Regions from separate parts of the Homo sapiens genome. Here region 2 is linked to region 1. The links are chromatin contacts, found by POLR2A ChIA-PET in ENCODE. All regions are on one chromosome and are shown on one strand. Each heading gives the region's core, a stretch centred on a gene start or an enhancer-like site at or near the end of the contact. The rest is flanking DNA. Distances are from core to core; before and after follow the strand shown.

What was found. ChIA-PET counts read pairs that join two places held with the same protein, here RNA polymerase II (POLR2A).
Region 2: POLR2A ChIA-PET joins it to region 1 with 12 read pairs in PC-9. The contact joins two enhancer-like sites. POLR2A ChIA-PET finds 5 or more read pairs at or near these places in 2 of 52 experiments (MCF 10A and PC-9).

The regions. Positions count from the first base shown.
Region 1 is chr17:40,108,132-40,116,100 of GRCh38, forward strand. No RefSeq gene overlaps it. Among named protein-coding and RNA genes, the nearest start is that of MSL1, 9.9 kb to the right of the region's middle. RefSeq lists enhancers at 1-215, 216-749, 2,004-2,944, 5,401-5,620, 5,641-5,700 and 2 more. Within about 2 kb of position 3,685, at least 33 of the 41 ENCODE cell types and tissues checked have a DNase peak (open chromatin) inside an H3K27ac peak, as active enhancers do.
Region 2 is chr17:40,480,668-40,488,636 of GRCh38, forward strand. TNS4 (tensin 4) reads right to left here. Exons shown (of 13, transcript NM_032865.6): 3 at 7,879-7,969; 4 at 6,369-6,793; 5 at 4,254-4,340; 6 at 3,817-3,942; 7 at 1,657-1,749; 8 at 1,462-1,539; 9 at 33-101. Among named protein-coding and RNA genes, the nearest start is that of TNS4, 17 kb to the right of the region's middle. RefSeq lists an enhancer at 1-649 and a silencer at 632-817. Within about 2 kb of position 6,189, at least 12 of the 41 ENCODE cell types and tissues checked have a DNase peak (open chromatin) inside an H3K27ac peak, as active enhancers do.

The DNA.
Region 1 (7,969 bases), core at 2,435-4,934:
GAGACAGAAGCAGGATAAAGCGCAAGGAGACAAGAAGGGAGCCCCGCGCGCTTTCCCTCCTTCCTCATCTTGCCTCCTGTTTCTCTGGCCCACGGAGGAAGGGGCCCAGTGTGTTTGTGCCGGCTCGAGGCTCACGCGGGCTGCCGGGGTCACATGGCCCGGGCATGTGCAGCCTGCTCCATTTCTACCACAACAACTCGCTCATAAACAGCCCGGCTGCTGCGGCGGTGGCGGTGGAGACATGTGCAAGCGAGGGGGTGGGGCACGTGGCCCTGCCCGAGCCAAGGGAAGGCGCTCGCTCAGCACTGCCTCCACCCCTCCCCAGCACTGGCGCTGCCTCGTCACAGGAAATTCCTAGTGCTCCTGTTGCTGCTGCAAAACATGTTTTGGGGAAGTGACTTTCAATAAGGATGGAATCAATGGACTATTTAAAAAGAGACAGAATGGATAATCAGTTAGAGACCGACTTACGCCTGCCCTTACCCTCTCTTAAGATCTCTGTACTGGTTAGGGTGGTACCAGTTCCTTCCTCCTATATAAAATTGGAACCATGTAATCCCAGCACTTTGGGAGGCCAACGTGGGCGGATCATTTGAGGTCAGGAGTTCGAGACCAGCCTGGCCAACATGGTGAAACCCCATCTCTACAAAAAATAAAAAAAAATTAGCCAGGCATGGTAGTGGGCGCCTGTAATCCCAGCTACCTGGGAGGCTGAGGCATGAGAATCGCTTGAACCCGGGAGGCGGAGGTTGTAGTGAGCCGAGATCATGCAACTGCACTCCAGCCTGGGCAACAGAGCGAGGCCCTGTCTCAAAAAAAAAAAAAAAATGGAACCAATCAAGTCCTCATGGTAAACAGTGGGGGGAGGGGCTGGGGTTCTCTAAGACAGTGGTTCTCAAGATAAGCATAGGGATCTGGGGTCACCTGGGAACATGTTAGAAATGCAAATTCCCAGGCCCCATCCCAGGTGGATTGAATCAGAAGCTCTGGGAGCAAAACCCAGCAATCTGAGTTTTAACAAGGCCCTTGGGATTCTGGGAAGCCTGAGACCCACTGCTTTAGGTCTTCGGTCCCTAACAATCAGTCCTCTAGGAGAATCTAGCCCAAGATCTGGGGACATGTCAGCTGGGCGTGGTGGCTCATCCCTGTAATCCCAGCACTTTGGGAGGCTGAGGCAGGCGGATCACTTGAGGCCACGCATTGGACACCAGCCTGGTCAACATGGTGAAACCCCGTCTCTACAAAAAAATACAAAAATTAGCCGGGTGTGGTGTGTGCCTGTAATCCCAGCTGCTCAGGAGGCTGAGGCAGGAGAATTCCTTGAACTGGGAGGTGGAGGTTACCATGAGCCAAGATCACACACTGCACTCCAGCCTGGGCGACAGAGTGAGACCCTGTCTCAAAAAAAAAAAAAAAAAAAAAGATCTGGGGGCATGTCTACCTTCCCCCTTTGTGCTGCTTCATCTCAAAGTCCAGCCACAGGGCGTAATCAGATTTAGTTTGACTCAGAGTAAAAAGCATTTATTGAGTGCCTCCTGTGTGCAGATTCTGGAAATGCGGGCAAATGGCACAACAGTAGTAGGCTAATGAGTAGCTGAGATCTCAAAGAGGAGTGGAAGGTACTGGGTGAGGGGAGAGTGAAAGAAAGAAAAGGTTAGAATTTTATTTGTTTATCCTTTCTCCATCTTACCTACTTTTCTTCCTGTCCCGAGGCTCCTATTAGAACAAATGATTGTGGCTTAAATTGTTTTGAGGCTGGAGGTAGAAATTAAGCCCTTATCTATTTTTGCTGGCCATGGGGACCCCAAGTTAGTTAACAGCCATAGGCTCTTGACTTCCCATGAGTAACTAAAAGAAGATGAGGACCATGCACACAGGCACACACAAACACTCCCTGCGATCTCAGATGCTAGGGTAGGGAGACCAAGAGAAGGAATGAAGTCCCAGAAGGTTGGAAGTTCCCTGGGTAAAATGAGTTTAGCAGATAACAAGCAGGAAAAGTCTTTCAATAGGGGAGGGCGGGGTCATCCCTGGCCTACTCCACCTTCCTGAGACCCAGAAACTGTGGCCAGAGGAAACAAAGGGTCCCTAAGGCAAATCACAAAAGCTCCTGAGAATGAAACCTGAGCCTGGAAAGAGAGTAGAGAATGAGGGATGGACACCAGATCCAAAGGGTTCCCTTACACAGGCAAATGGGGGTTAGGGGGTTGGGAGGGATGTGAGCCATGCCCAGCCCCTCTCCTTGGGCCTTCTCTCCATCACAGGCAGTTCTCAGGAGCAGAACTCCTGTTACTGTCTCAGTCTGAGCAGCTGACTCCTGGCCTCTCCCTGCTTCATTTTTTGAGGAATAAGCTTTTCTCTGATTCTCACAGAGCCCTTTCTTTTGCTTCTCTGCAAGGCTTTCTCTCTGTGCCTGAAAGGCTCTGGGCTCAAGGAGCAGACAGCCCTGCAGGCTCAACTGCAGTGACCTACATTGGCTCTCCCCTAGGCCCTGGGTGCGGGGGCTGAGATTTCAAGATAGGAACCTGGGAATCTGGCACAGGTCTACAGATGATGACATCAGGCAGACAGGCTGCAAAAGTGGCATTGAGGGACTGGACCCTGAGGCAGGGGATGCCATAGGACTATGTTCTCACTTTGTCATTTGAGGGCTTTTTATGGACAAGAGATCAGAAGAGATCAAATGCAAAAACACCTGAGCAGTGACCCCTTGGAGAGGAGCCAGTGGTCCCTGACAGGCCCAGTCTCTATTAATGAGATTTGGGAGTGGTTTCTGCCTGCTCCCTGTTCTTGCTGAACCTACACTGGTCTGCTGCAGGGGACTGGAAAGATGATGTGGAAGAATGAGTTCGGATTTCAGCTGATTTATTTCAGGGAAACGAAGGCTGGGTAAAAGTCAGATATGCAGAAATCCACGTACTCCCAGGCTTAACTATAATATAGAGACCCTGTATTTCTTTAGACTCAATGGTTCTGAGAAGGATCCAGAAGGAGCCCTCAAGATTAATTACCATTTACAAAGTCCTTACCTCAGGACCCTGGCAACTGAATCCCTCCTTCCAGCTACCAGCCTTCTGGAACAGAGAAGGCAGCTTCTGAAATAGGTGCTTTCCCTCTCTCCCACTATAAGCCACAGTGTTTAGGATGACCACTGCTTCCAGATTGTGTGATTTGCCCTGGCAAGGAAATCCTATTGTGGGGGGAGGAAATGAGGCAGTCGTGACACAAAGTGATGGATGAGCCTTTTGCTTAGCAGAGAGAGAGAGAAAGCCGGCAGGCTGTGCAGAACTGAGTGGCTCTTGGGTCCAAAGGGCTTCCCCTTGGCCAAGTCCCACCCCAAAGCCCAGGAAGTCCACAGCTTGGCGCCCAGTCAAGGCAAAAACATTCCTCAGGACTCTGACAGGCTGGGGGATGGTTCCCACCACGAGGATGGGGGAGGGGAAGGAAACACGCGGGGGAGGAAATGACCACAAAGAAGGGGGTGAGGGTAAGAGGTGGGGAGTGAGTTCTCAGTGCCCTGAGTCCCTTTTAGAGAGAAAGGTTGAGGCTGGACTCATTGGCTTGTGAAGGACTTGCAGCTTCAGAGCACATGACTTCTGGGTCACCCTTCTGCTCAGGGTCATCCCTGATGACCCAAGGTGTCCTCTGGAGGCTTGTTAACTCAATCTCCCTCCTTACGCAGGGGCTGTGGTTGAGCTTGGGAGCCCCTGAGTGGCTAAAAGCTGGAATTGCAGTTGTGCTGGGGGAGGAGCCCATCGGGTCTCCCTCTGCCTCTCCACCTCCGCCCCTCCCTTTCCCTCTCCCTAAGCCCAGGACTCTGGAAATAGCACCTGGTAATGGGAGCGCTGACAGATGCTGAGTTATAGGAGAGCAAATGTCCTGGCTAGAGTCCTCAACATTCTAGTTTGATCGCTTTTGGGCTGTTTCCCTTGAAAACACGTGCCCCAGCAAGGATTGAAAAACTACCTATTGGTACTATGCTCACTACCTGGGTGACAGGTTCAGTCATACCCCAAACTTCACCATTACACAATATACCCTTGTAACAAACCTGCATATGTACCCCCTGAATCTAAAATAAAAGTTGAAATACACACACGGAAAAATAGGTGCCCCAGGACTACTTCCATTGTCTTCCATAAATTACTGTTTAACATGCCCCTGGGTAGTGTGCTTCCTGGCTACTGAGATCCCCCTCCTAGGGCTCCCCGGCTTGTAGCTTCTGGACCATTCACTGTCCATGACCCCTATGACCTTGGAGGGAGAAATGGCCCCACAATAATTCTGATTTTAAATTTACCCCTCCCTACCTGCACTACTTAGTCCTAGTTTTCCTCCTCTGAGCCTTGCCCACAACTCCTTCCCCAAGTCAGCCTCCAACCTTGAATGTTCCCTCACCCCCAGTTCCCTACCCAATCCCCCAATCCCACATCTCCTGTAGGGGATAGGAGTGAGGTGAAAAATGGACAAAGCTTAGAAATTTTTCCAAGGAAACTAGTTCCCTCTGCATGGCTTCCTTTGACCTATTTTCTAACTTTCCCTGGTTAGCCCCCTTGTTCCATGTACCAAGGCTTCCCACTGGACTAATTTTTGCTGCCCCGCCCTACTCCTCCTTCCTCCAACATGATCTCCTGGGGCTCTTCCCATCCAGGGAAAATGTTCCCCAGTGCTGAGAGAGGGAGAGATTCCATTTTGGAAACTATGTCAGCTTGAGGAGTCCGAGCTCTTAAAGAGACAACTAGAGTGTTGCTGGGGAAGCGGGTAGTGGTAGTGAGCAAAAAGCAGCTCACCCACCCAGAGGAGGCCCTGTTCCCATCACCCAGCCCATAATTAGGGCATTCTTGGCTCTTGTCTGGAATGGGAGGATCTGAGTGCTCTGCCAACATCATGAAGAACTCAACGGGAAATGGAGTTGGAGTAGAGGTAACCAACTTTGCAGCTGGAAATTAAAATTTTATTCAACTCCACCCCCAAGTAATTTTATTTGATGACATCCTTCTCTTGCATTTGTCTCATCGTTTGATTGTGTAATCCTTAGCCAGGGAGCTATGTAGATATGAAATCATTTTAAACAGAGGCAGCTGCATTCCCCTATTGTACCTGAGCCCTCATCAGCTTTCCTCCTCTCAAGCTGCTGCCCCACATTCACCCTGAAGGGGGCACTTTTGTTCAGTCGTTAGCTGGTGCCAGCTGAAAGCGAGCTCCAGGAAGGAAACATAACAATTGGTCACATGTTGGGGTGAGGGTTCTCGCAGGGGCTGCTGGGACAGGGAAGGGAGGTCCACGTGGAGTGGGCGGAACGCGCTGAAAGTTTTGGCGGGGCTAGCAGAGGGAGAAAAATACCCAAATTTGAGTTGTGATTTTTAATAGGGGGAAAAAAAAAAGGCAAGGAGGGTGTGTCCTACCCTCTGAGAGGCCCCCGCAGAGGGGAGCAGGAGAGCAGCACACTAGCATCCTGCTCGCGGAAGCCTGGAACGCAGGACATGGTTTCTGCCAGAAAGAGCTGAGCCAGGCCAGGCTGCGGAGCTGGAAGCCTCTGTGGCTCCACGCTGGCTTCCCATCCCCCATCCTCCCGGAGAAGGCAAAGGTGGCCTCTCCAACTGTGGTGTCCTTTCAGTGTCACAGGACTGGGGTAATACCAGTCACACAACTCCAGTCTCTATTTACCTTTCCGAGAGCTTCAGGAAACCACCCAGATGAATCCTCTTTCCCTGGGGAGTGGCCAAAACAAGTCTCCTCTTTTTTCTACCTACTTCTGCCCCACTGTTAGCTGGAAAACGTAGCTTTATACAGTCATAAAGCTGCAAGGGACCTTAAAGATGATTTATTTCCATTTTATTTTTTGGTCTGGGAAAACCAAGCCCAGTCAAGTGAAAAGTCTTGCTGCATCCTCTTTCCACGACATAGGCATTCCCTTCAAAGAATGTAGGTCATAGAAATGGAATTCTGCCATTCTATAAGCCTTAGAGGGGTGGTGAAAGTATTGGCTTTTAACTCTTTCCATACTCTTAGCCAGAAGGCAAAAAGAATGGTCATTATCTCATTAGGGACAGAATTGCTTAGGGAGGCCCGACACTGTGGCTCAATCCGGACACGGTGACTATAATCCCAGCATTTTGGGAGGCTGAGGTGGGCGGATCACCTGAGGTCAGGAGTTCGAGACCAGCCCGGCCAACATGGTGAAACCCCCGTCTCTACTAAAAATACAAAAATTAGCCGGGCATGGTGGCAGGCGCCTGGAATCCCAGCTACTCGGGAGGCTGAGGCAGAAAAGAATTGCTTGAACCCAGGAGGTGGAGGTTGCAGTGAGCCGAGATTGCACCACTGCACTGTCCAACCTGGGTGACAGAGCAAGGCTTCGTCTCAAAAAAAAGAAAAAAAAAAAAGACTTAAGGACTTGATTTATGGTCCTAAACACAGTTTTCCTAGGCTCCCTCACAGCTGGCAACTCCACTTTGCCCCTCTGGGCCTTTGAGAGCTCCCTTCTTTACATTTCTTAGTTCAGGGATCACCACAGCTTAAAACTTAATGGTTTGGAAACAAGAATTCCTTTCCCTTCTTAGAAGACCTTCTCTTCTCAGGTTTCAGTTTTCTGGTGGTTTAGCCAGGTCATCCTGTGTATTGAGATCAAGATCAGACCTCCAATCCAAAAATTCCAGCTTTGGCTTTGGTGGGGAAAAGCATGTTTACTTAGTCTGGAGCAGTGAAATCCTAGACTTTGGATTTCAGAGCTGTAAAGTTTCCAGAAAAAAAAAATGTTGAGACCAGGCACAGTGGCTCATGCTTGTAGTCCCAGCACTTTGAGAGGCCAAGGCGGATGGGTCACTTGAGCCCAGGAGTTTGAGACCAGCCTGGGCAACATGGTGAGGCCCCATGTCATGTAAAAATTAGCCAGGCATGGTGGTGCATACCTGTAGTACCGGTGACTCAGGAGGCTGAGGTAGGAGTATCACTTGAGCCTGGGAGTTCGAGGTATGATAATGTCTGTGAACAGCTACTGGACTCCAGCCTGGGCAACACAGCCAGACCCCGTTTAAAAAAAAAAGTCAACCAACCCCAGTTGTAGAGTCCCAAGCAGTGGTTCTCAAACTTGAAGTACATCAGAATCACCTGGAGGGCTTGTTAAAACACCACGTGCTGCATCTCACCCCACAGTTTCTTATTCATTAGGTCTAAGGTGGGAAGCCAAGAATTTGCATATCTAACAAGTTTCCAGGTGATACTGAAGGTGCTGGCCTGGAACCACAATTGGGCTAGAGAGGAAGAAAACATATAATTTATTCATGGAATTGCCAGCTGGTTAGTCTTAGAAATTTGACGGTAAAGCCCTCCTTCTCCCTCACCCCACTTTCTATTGATCAACAAATGCTGCCAATTAGTAATAATGTGATAACTACATTATCAAGCATTACTAGGTGCCACATGCTATGATAAACATTTTACATGGATTATCTCATTTAATCCTCACAATAACCCTGTGAAGTAAGGTATTAGTATAGTCATTTTACAGATAAGCAACCTGAGGTAGAGGTTAAATAACACACAGCCACTAAACGGGAGAACTGTGATTGCTATTTGCAGTTTCACACCAGAAACTTTGCTCTTAACAGCTGAGTCTCCTCCTGTCATTCCCTCTATATCCCCATACTACTAGTATCTTAACCACTCATCATCTCACACCTGCACTAACAGCCTTCAAGTTGGCCTCCGGCTTTTGGTGCAGAGACGCAAATATTGAAGTTAGCTTTCAGATACACAAATCTAATCATTCTATACTTTGGTGGAAATCCTCTGATGTTTCACCAAGGCTGATAAATTATACATTCCTTAACTGGGCCTTCAGACCTTCATAATCTGGTCTCAATCTGTTTTATCCCCTACATGCCCCACTATCCAGAACTACACTCCAATGAACTTCTCCCATTTTCTACAGTTACATCCTATTTTTTTTTTGAAACGGAGTTGCGCT
Region 2 (7,969 bases), core at 4,939-7,438, 380 kb after region 1:
AAGCTTGGCGCCTCCCTTCCTGTACCACTCACCCGCAGATTTCTTCTGGCAGGAGGCTGGGCTGTCTGTAGAGTCCGAGGCCCCATCTGCACCTCCCAGTTCTGAGCCAAGGCAAAGAAACAGGCCCCCCAAAGGGGCGGGGGTGGAGTGAATGGACCCCTCTCACAGGAACAGGCCTCATGAATCCCTTTGAAGATCTCCCACCTCCACCCCCATCTCCAGGAAGTGACTCAAACCAGGTGTGATTACCGTAATTAGGCAAACAGGCCACTTTGGGCTCCCTAAATGCTTAGTTTGCAACCCTTTTGATCTCTTCATCCCCTCCTCGCCCCCCCACCTCTTAGATGGCTGCCATGATCTTGTCCTCACAGGCCCCTGACCTCCTCACTTCTTTTGGACCCTGTCTCAACCCCTGACCTGTCTTTGCAGAAAGCGAGGAGGCTCTCACCATCGCTCCTCTGGGGCTCCCTTGCCTTGATGCCCTTCCAGAAACAGCCCTTCTCGAGCTTCTCCTGCACACCCCTGAGATGATCTATTTCATCTGAGCTGCCCCCCTACCTGGCTGTATGCTCTGGATAGGGCATGCTGATCTGGGTTCAAGGTCTGACTCTGTGGGCCTTTGGGCAAATTACGTAACATCTAGAACCCTCGTTTTCTTTTCCTTCCTTTCCTTCCTTCTTTCTCTCTTTCTCTCTTTCTTTCTTTCTTAGATGAAGTCTTGCTCTGTCGCTCTGTCACCCAGGCTAGAGTGCAGTGGTGCGATCTTAGCTCACTGCAACCTCTGCCTCCCCGGCTCAAGTGATTCTCCTGCCTCAGCCTCCTGAGTAGCTGGGATTACAGGCGCCCACCACCACGCCCAGCTAAATTTTTGTATTTTTAGTAGAGACGGGGTTTCACCATGTTGGCCAGGCTGGTTTCGAACTCCTGACCTCAAGTGATCTGCCCGCCTTGGCCTCCCGAAGTGCTGGGATTACAGGCGTGAGTCACCACGCCCAGCCCTTATTTTCTTATCTGTGAAATGGGGATGATAACAGCAAAGTCTACTTCACAAGCTTGTAGTGAAGCATGAATGGGTGAGTGAGTGCTCAACAAATGCTGGACCTGGAAAGAGAAAACCTCTCCAAACTATTTGATTTAGGCTCTTTCACCCTCTCAAAGCAGGCTGCTATTTATCCAACATCCATTCTATGCCAGGCATTGCGCTAAGAGCCTTGCCCGGGCTATCTCTTTCGGTCTGCACAGCAATCCTATAAGTAGGTATGATGAGGAAACTGAGGCTCAGAGAGGTCAACATTCTCAAATTTTCACAGCTAGGAGGTGGAGATGTTGAGCGACTCCAGTGCACACAGTTTTAACCGTGACACTAAAATAATCCACCAACAAGGTAGGAGTGAACCCCATTTCTAATGAGAACAAACAGGTCCCCCACCTTGGCATTGCCTCTTTGGGGCCCAGACCCACCTCTCTGTGGGATGGTGAGTTTGCAGGGCAGGGCCAGGGCCATGATGGAATGCTGGCACACGAAGGCAGAGAGGCTCCCTGAAAGGAAGCAAGCAGCCCTGCATGAGTAGAGCTTCCCCAACCCACCCCTCAGCTCACAACGGAGACTTCGCTGGCCCCCCATCCCGGGGGAGCCTGGAGGCTGGGGAGTCTCACCAAAGTAGGGCTCCTCATCTGCTCCTTTGAGATGCACTCCTTTGGCAGACGACTCGATGAGGAAGTGTCGGATGAGGTCATTGCTGTCCTCACCTGGACAGAGAAGAAAGAGTGCATTCGGATAGAATTCCACCTTGTGGCCGGGCGCGGTGGCTCACGCCTGTAATCCCAGCACTTTGGGAGGCCGAGGTGGGCAGATCACTTGAGGTCAGGAGTTCGAGATCAGCCTGACCCACATGGTAAAACCCTATCTCTACTAAAGACACACACACACACACACACACACACACACACAGTCACACACACAAAGCCGGGCGTGGTTCACATGCCTGTAGTCCCAGCTACCCGGGAGGCTGAGGCAGGAGAATTGCTTGAACCTGGGAGGCAGAGGTTGCAGTGAGCCGAGATTGTGCTACTGCACTCCAGCCTGGGTGACACAGTGAGACTCTGTCTCACCGGAAAAAAAAAAAATTCCACCTTGTCCATCCCCCTGCCTCTCCCTCCCACAGAGGAGGTGCCAACACATCTGCTCAATGGCTCCAGCCACACCCTCTTCAGGAAACCTTTCTCTTCTTCTTTTTTTGGGGGTGGGGTGGGGAAACCTTTCTGCTGGTCAAGAGTTATCAGGGATTTTTTTTTTTTTTTAGACAGAGTCTTGCTCTGTCTCTTAGACTGGAGTGCAGCGGCATGATCTCGGCTTACTGCAGCCTCAACCTCCTGGGCTTAAGGAATCCTCCCACCTCAGCTTCCTGAGTAGCTGGGACTACAGGCGTGCCCCACCATGTCGGGCTAATTCTTTTGTAGAGACAAGGTCTCACTATTTTGCTCAGGCTGGTCTCGAACTCCTGAGCTCAAGCAGTTCTCCTGCTTCGGCCTAGGGATTATTTTATTTTATTTTTTTTAGACAGGGTCTCATTCTTTGGTCTAGGAAGGAGTGCAGTGGTGTGATCATGGCTCACTGCAGCCTCAAAGACCTCCTGGGTTCAAGTGATTCTGCTGCCTCAGGCTCCCAAGTACCTGGGACTACAGGTGTGCTCCACCACACCTGGGTAATTTTTGTAGCGACAGGGTTTTGCCATATTGCTCAAGCTGGTCTCAGATTCCTGGGCTCAAGTGATCCTCCTGCCTCGGCCTCCCAAAGTGCTGGGATTACTGGCGTGAGCCACTGTGCCTGGCAAGGAAACTTCTTAATTATTTAGATAAATGTCGACTCTTTGGTCTGGTTTCTGTCTCCCCCTGCCCACCAGGTCATCTCTGCTGGAGCCACGCTGGCCCCGGGGGTGGGGAGGTGAACAATGACCTTCTGACTCCTTTCCACCAGTCCACAGTGTCCTCCTCAGTCTGGGCTCATTGCCTCTTGCAAGGCGTCCTTTATAAGTAACACCCTCCCCAGAGGTCACTTTCTTATTGTGACAGTGAGGCATACTGTCAAGAACACAAGGCTGGGTGTTTCATCCTCCCTTTATCACTTAATTGCTCTGGAGTCATTAAGTAACTCTGGGAGCCTCCGTTATCTCATCCGTTAAATAAGAAGGTGCAATCCTGGGGTTTGAGTGAGGCCTATGACCCAGGTACCTTGTACTGTAATCATCTGTTTTCATCTGTCTCCCTAGTGAGGTGGTGTCTGTGTCTGATTCCACTGTATCCCTGCTGCCTCACACAGTGCCTGGTGTGTGGTGATGCTCCATAGATGTTTGCTATCAAATAAGCATGGGAGACCACAGGAAAGCATATAAGCTATCACACACATGTGCGCTGAGCTAGTACACAAACCTGGTAAGCTATCACCTGTGAGATAAGCTAGCTGCGTGTGTAATCACACATTAGGTTCCCTGGAAATGAATCCAGTTTGACTCCAAGAAGAGCAGCCTAGAGGGGGCTAGGACCCTCCTCCTTCTCTCCCACCATCAGAAAAAAGCAGGGAAGTGGGGGTGGGGCTCGGGAAGGCAGAAGCACGCAGGCTTGCTGTGAAAGGCGTTTTTCAGGGTGCCTTGGGGCTGGAGGGCATCGGGGAGAACACTGGGGTGGACGCTTCTCCTAGGAGCTGTTATAAGACTGGCGCCATGTCACCCTGAAAGCTAGTGCCAGAGCCAGGACTGGAACCTACCACACCCCGCTGCCTCAGTGAGGCCTTGAGTGAGCACAGAGACAGACGCATACCTGGTCGACTCTGAGCAGACGCGGGAACCTCCTGCACCTTCAGGGCCAGGCCGAAGGAGCCTCGGTATGAAGAGCTGTCCCTTATGACAAAAGCCCCTGGCTCCTCCTTCCTCAGCAGCTCGATTGCTGGAACAATCCTTGAGTCAGAGATGGACACCGCCCCACCTGGACACCCTGTCCCCAGCCCCGTAGGGTCTTCACAGAGCAGATGTTACAGAGTCACCTTTTGTCCCCAGGAAGTCCTTTGTACTGTCAAATCTCCACCATTCTTGCTGTGGTTCCTACTTCCTCGGGAGGTCATGAGGTCAGCAGGACATCCCCCTCCCCCGCTTCCCAGGACCCACTATTTGCCATTCCTTAACTGTAACCCAGGGCCCTGCCTGATGCAAAGTGCAAGACCCAGACCCTATTCTGGGGTCACTCGTGCTTCCTTTTACCTTGCTCTCGGGTGATGTTTGGCTTAAACCAGTATTTAGATGTGTCCATCACGAACTTCATGGTGGGCTGCATGTCCCTGGCGGGACCTGGAGACAGACAGAGAAGGGGGACCCTGTAGGCTGGACAGACGGGAGCTGAGGGATGTTCACCAGAGAAGGCTGGAGACCCTTCCCTACTCTATTGCCCCAAGGTTTCATTCAACCACCATCCCAGACCCTAACCCCATTGTATCTCCAAACTGCCTACGATGAGGGAAAATCAAACAGAAGGATGCCAGGGTTTGGTGCATCTAGAACTCAGAAGTGCCCTTGTATCCTTGGTAATGAATAAGGAATGAATAGATACAACCTCAGTTTAAGGAGAAATGGTTTCTTAAATCTACTGTTGAGTCCCCTGGTGAGGACTGAAATAAGAGATAAACAAGGAATTCTCAAATGCATCATGTTTGATATTACATTCTCCTTCGTCTTCATAATCCTAAGAATTCCTTACGGGAATATTCAGCTTGGAAAAGAAAATGGCAGAAAACGTGAAGGAGAGGAAAATAGCAGATCTGGGCAGAAAAACATGCCCCTGGGAGGCGGGAGCCTGGATCTTGACTCTGATATGGGATAACTGAAGCTCAGAGGGGACCAAGTGGACTAAACAGCTTCTGAGGGTCTTTAATGTTCTAGTAGTCTATGGAATTAAAATGAATTTTGTTTTAGGAATATTTTGCAGAATTTGATAAGATCTGGGGGTATAGTTGGTGATATTATGGGACCAAAGCAGGATGGGAATATCACTAGGCTAAGTAAATGTGCGCTTTGGGATGCCAAAATGGCCATTTCCCTGGGTCCCTAAGGCAGAGAGCAGTAGCTGTCAACCTTGGCGGCTTGAAAAGGAGTGTTGTGACCACTTACTCTCAAGTAACTCATTCAAAAAAAGTACTAAAATCTGCAAATGATTTGTCCTAGGAAAGCGATCAGGGCAGATGCAAAGGCACGCCAGAAGTGTCATTTTCTCCTGCTTGCCTCCACATGGCTTCGTGAGTGGGAGTGAGCAGTGGGCTATAGTAAACATTCCACCCCCACCCCCTCTGGAGTCGCCTTGATGCCTGTGAGCGTCATGGCCAAGTGGGGGCTGAGAAGCCCCCCGATGGCCGAGGGAGGGGGAACAGGGGGTTGGCAGGGGACTCTGCTCATGGGAGAGGCATCCACAGGGTGCTAGAGCTTAGCTTCTGGGTTTACTGCTTGGGTTTGTTCTTCTTGGACGCCTGTGATCTCAGACTCCGGGAAGGAGGGTGTTTGCTGTTTTGTGGTTTTCGGCTGTCTGAACTGGAATGCATTGTCTCTATTACCCCATCCACCCCCTCTGTGTTCTCATCATCTGCGAACGTCAGAGTCAGAACTGACTCGCCCTCTTGCTCTCCTTGAGTTAGTCATCAAGCACATCCTGAGGGTCGCCTGGTTCTGTCCTCTCTCCTCCACTCCCACTGCCCTATCCCGGTTCAGGACCCTGCTATCCGTTGAGCTGCCAGGGTGATCCATTGAGCGAGCACCTCTGACCCCATCACTCTCCTGTGTGAGGAGGCTCTCTGATGGTACCCTATTGCTTAAAAGGCAAATTCCATTTTTTTTTTTTTTTTTAGCTTGGCATTTAAGGCCTTTCACAATCTGGTTTCAAATTACTCTCAATGACTTGAACCTGCACCCAACATTCCGGCATTTCCTGAACATGCCATGCGCTTCCACACCTTCATGACTGTGGACCCCCTGCTTTCTCTGCTGGGAATGCCTTTCCTCTCCTTCTCTGGCCACAAACTTCTGATCCATTTCCCAGATCCAGCTCGGATGTCGCTTCCTCTGTTCTCCAGACTGAAAGAATCATTCCTTCAGCTTTGGCCAATATGATTGAGAATATCTCTTTACCTCCGCGTTTATCCTACCCTACCGTGATGATTTGTTTTTGTCTCTTTCTAAACTGTTTCCCTCTGTGTGTCCTCACTACCTGGCATAGTGCCAGACACACAATAGTTGCTCAATAAATGTGTTGACTGGCTGTTGCAGAAACCCACTGGCACTTTGTCTATTCCCCAAATCTTACATTGCTTCAAATATTGGTTTACGACGTACCCTCTGGGCATGTGGTAAAGGGGGCATCTGACAGGGTCTGGCTGTTGCTCCTGGTGGCTGGACAGGGGTTGCTGGGAGAAGCAGCTCCAGGTTGAACGGAGTTCTGGTGTCCTGGGGTCCGCTGGGGTGGAGAAGACCCTGGTTCTGGGCAGCCGTTGATCAGCACAATGGGTATGTCCACCATGGAGTTGGTGATGGATGGGGGGCAGCTGCTGGCATGTTCTTTGGCCAGTGGTGGAGAGTGGGGTGTTCTGGGTTGGCCCATGGTTAGGGTGGGGTTTCTGGGAGCCTGGAAGTCACTGGGTCTTGTACACAGGGACACTGAGCCAAGGCTGTGGAGGCTGGAGGAAGAGTTGGCTGGACTTTCCAAGGATCTGGAAGATGACTGATGGCTGGAGTTGCTGGAGTGCAGGAGGGACTGGCTGCTGCAGCGGGAGAGAGTCAGACAGGGTGTTAGGGCAACAGGTGGCTCAGGGGCTAGAGTCAGGCTCCGGATCTGGTGATCTGGGTTCCCATGGCTTTAAAGGCCAAATAGAACACTGCATACCCCACCCCCTACAGCCCACAGCAAAGTGCATGCCCACCTAATCCTCAAGGGATGGTAAGGATACAGAAATGTCCTTGGATGGTAGGGTCTTTGGTCACTTAAAGTAGCCAATGAGCTGACCCCTGCAGGCTTTGGGCATAGGCTGGCCCACATTCCGTCTGCCTTCCCAGCCAGGCCGTTCTGACTGAGCTGTCGGATCAGGATCCCTTCAGGCCCCCATGACTCCCAGGAGCCCTGCAGATGGGCTGAACCTACGCTGGACCACACCGTGGCTGATGCAGAGGGAACTCCCCAGCTGCAGGAGAAGGCCAGCTTCACATCCAGCCAGACTTCTTCCTGAGCTCAGGGGCCTGTGCCAGTGGGCATGGCTGTGGAATCCCCAGCCTCTGTGCCAGGGACTGCCTTGGCCAGTGGCTTTGGAGGTGGAGTGGGAAGCAGAGTCCTGTGGTTCGGTCTTCCTGGGGCAGAATGGGTGCGCATGTGCCTGCAGTTCTGCTGTGAGGTCTATAGAGAACTGAGCTGGGATGATTGTGATTCCCAGGCAGGGCTGCCTCACTCCTTTGCTAGGTTTTGCCAGCAACAGAGGAAGGAACCTTTTTATTCCTAAATAGTTCATCTCAGGCCCCCCAATTCTATTTATAGCCCTGTGTTTTGGGGTTTAAAAAAACCTTCCTTGAGATGGGTTGTATGAGGGCTGGAAAGGATATAGATGAGCCTCATTAAGGCAACGGCTCTTTTACCAAAAGGTAGCTATAAGTCAAGACTTTTTATATTGAATTGTATTCTAAATGCTTGAGGACAGCTTGAGATCTGAAAGGCTGTAAAAGCAAACATTTGCTTCTGGTTTTGGTGCATGCCCAGATTTTGCTCAGACAGAGCAGGGTCCCTTTCAGTGATTTTAGGGGGTGCATGCGTGCGTGTGCCTGTGTGTGTGTGTGCAATGTTAGAAGCTACAGAACCTACCTTCCAAACATATAGCTGACATCAGACACTGGGCTGGCTGACAGCACAGAGATCCTGCTGCCCCGCTGTGGGGCCAGGCCTCCCAGCCGCT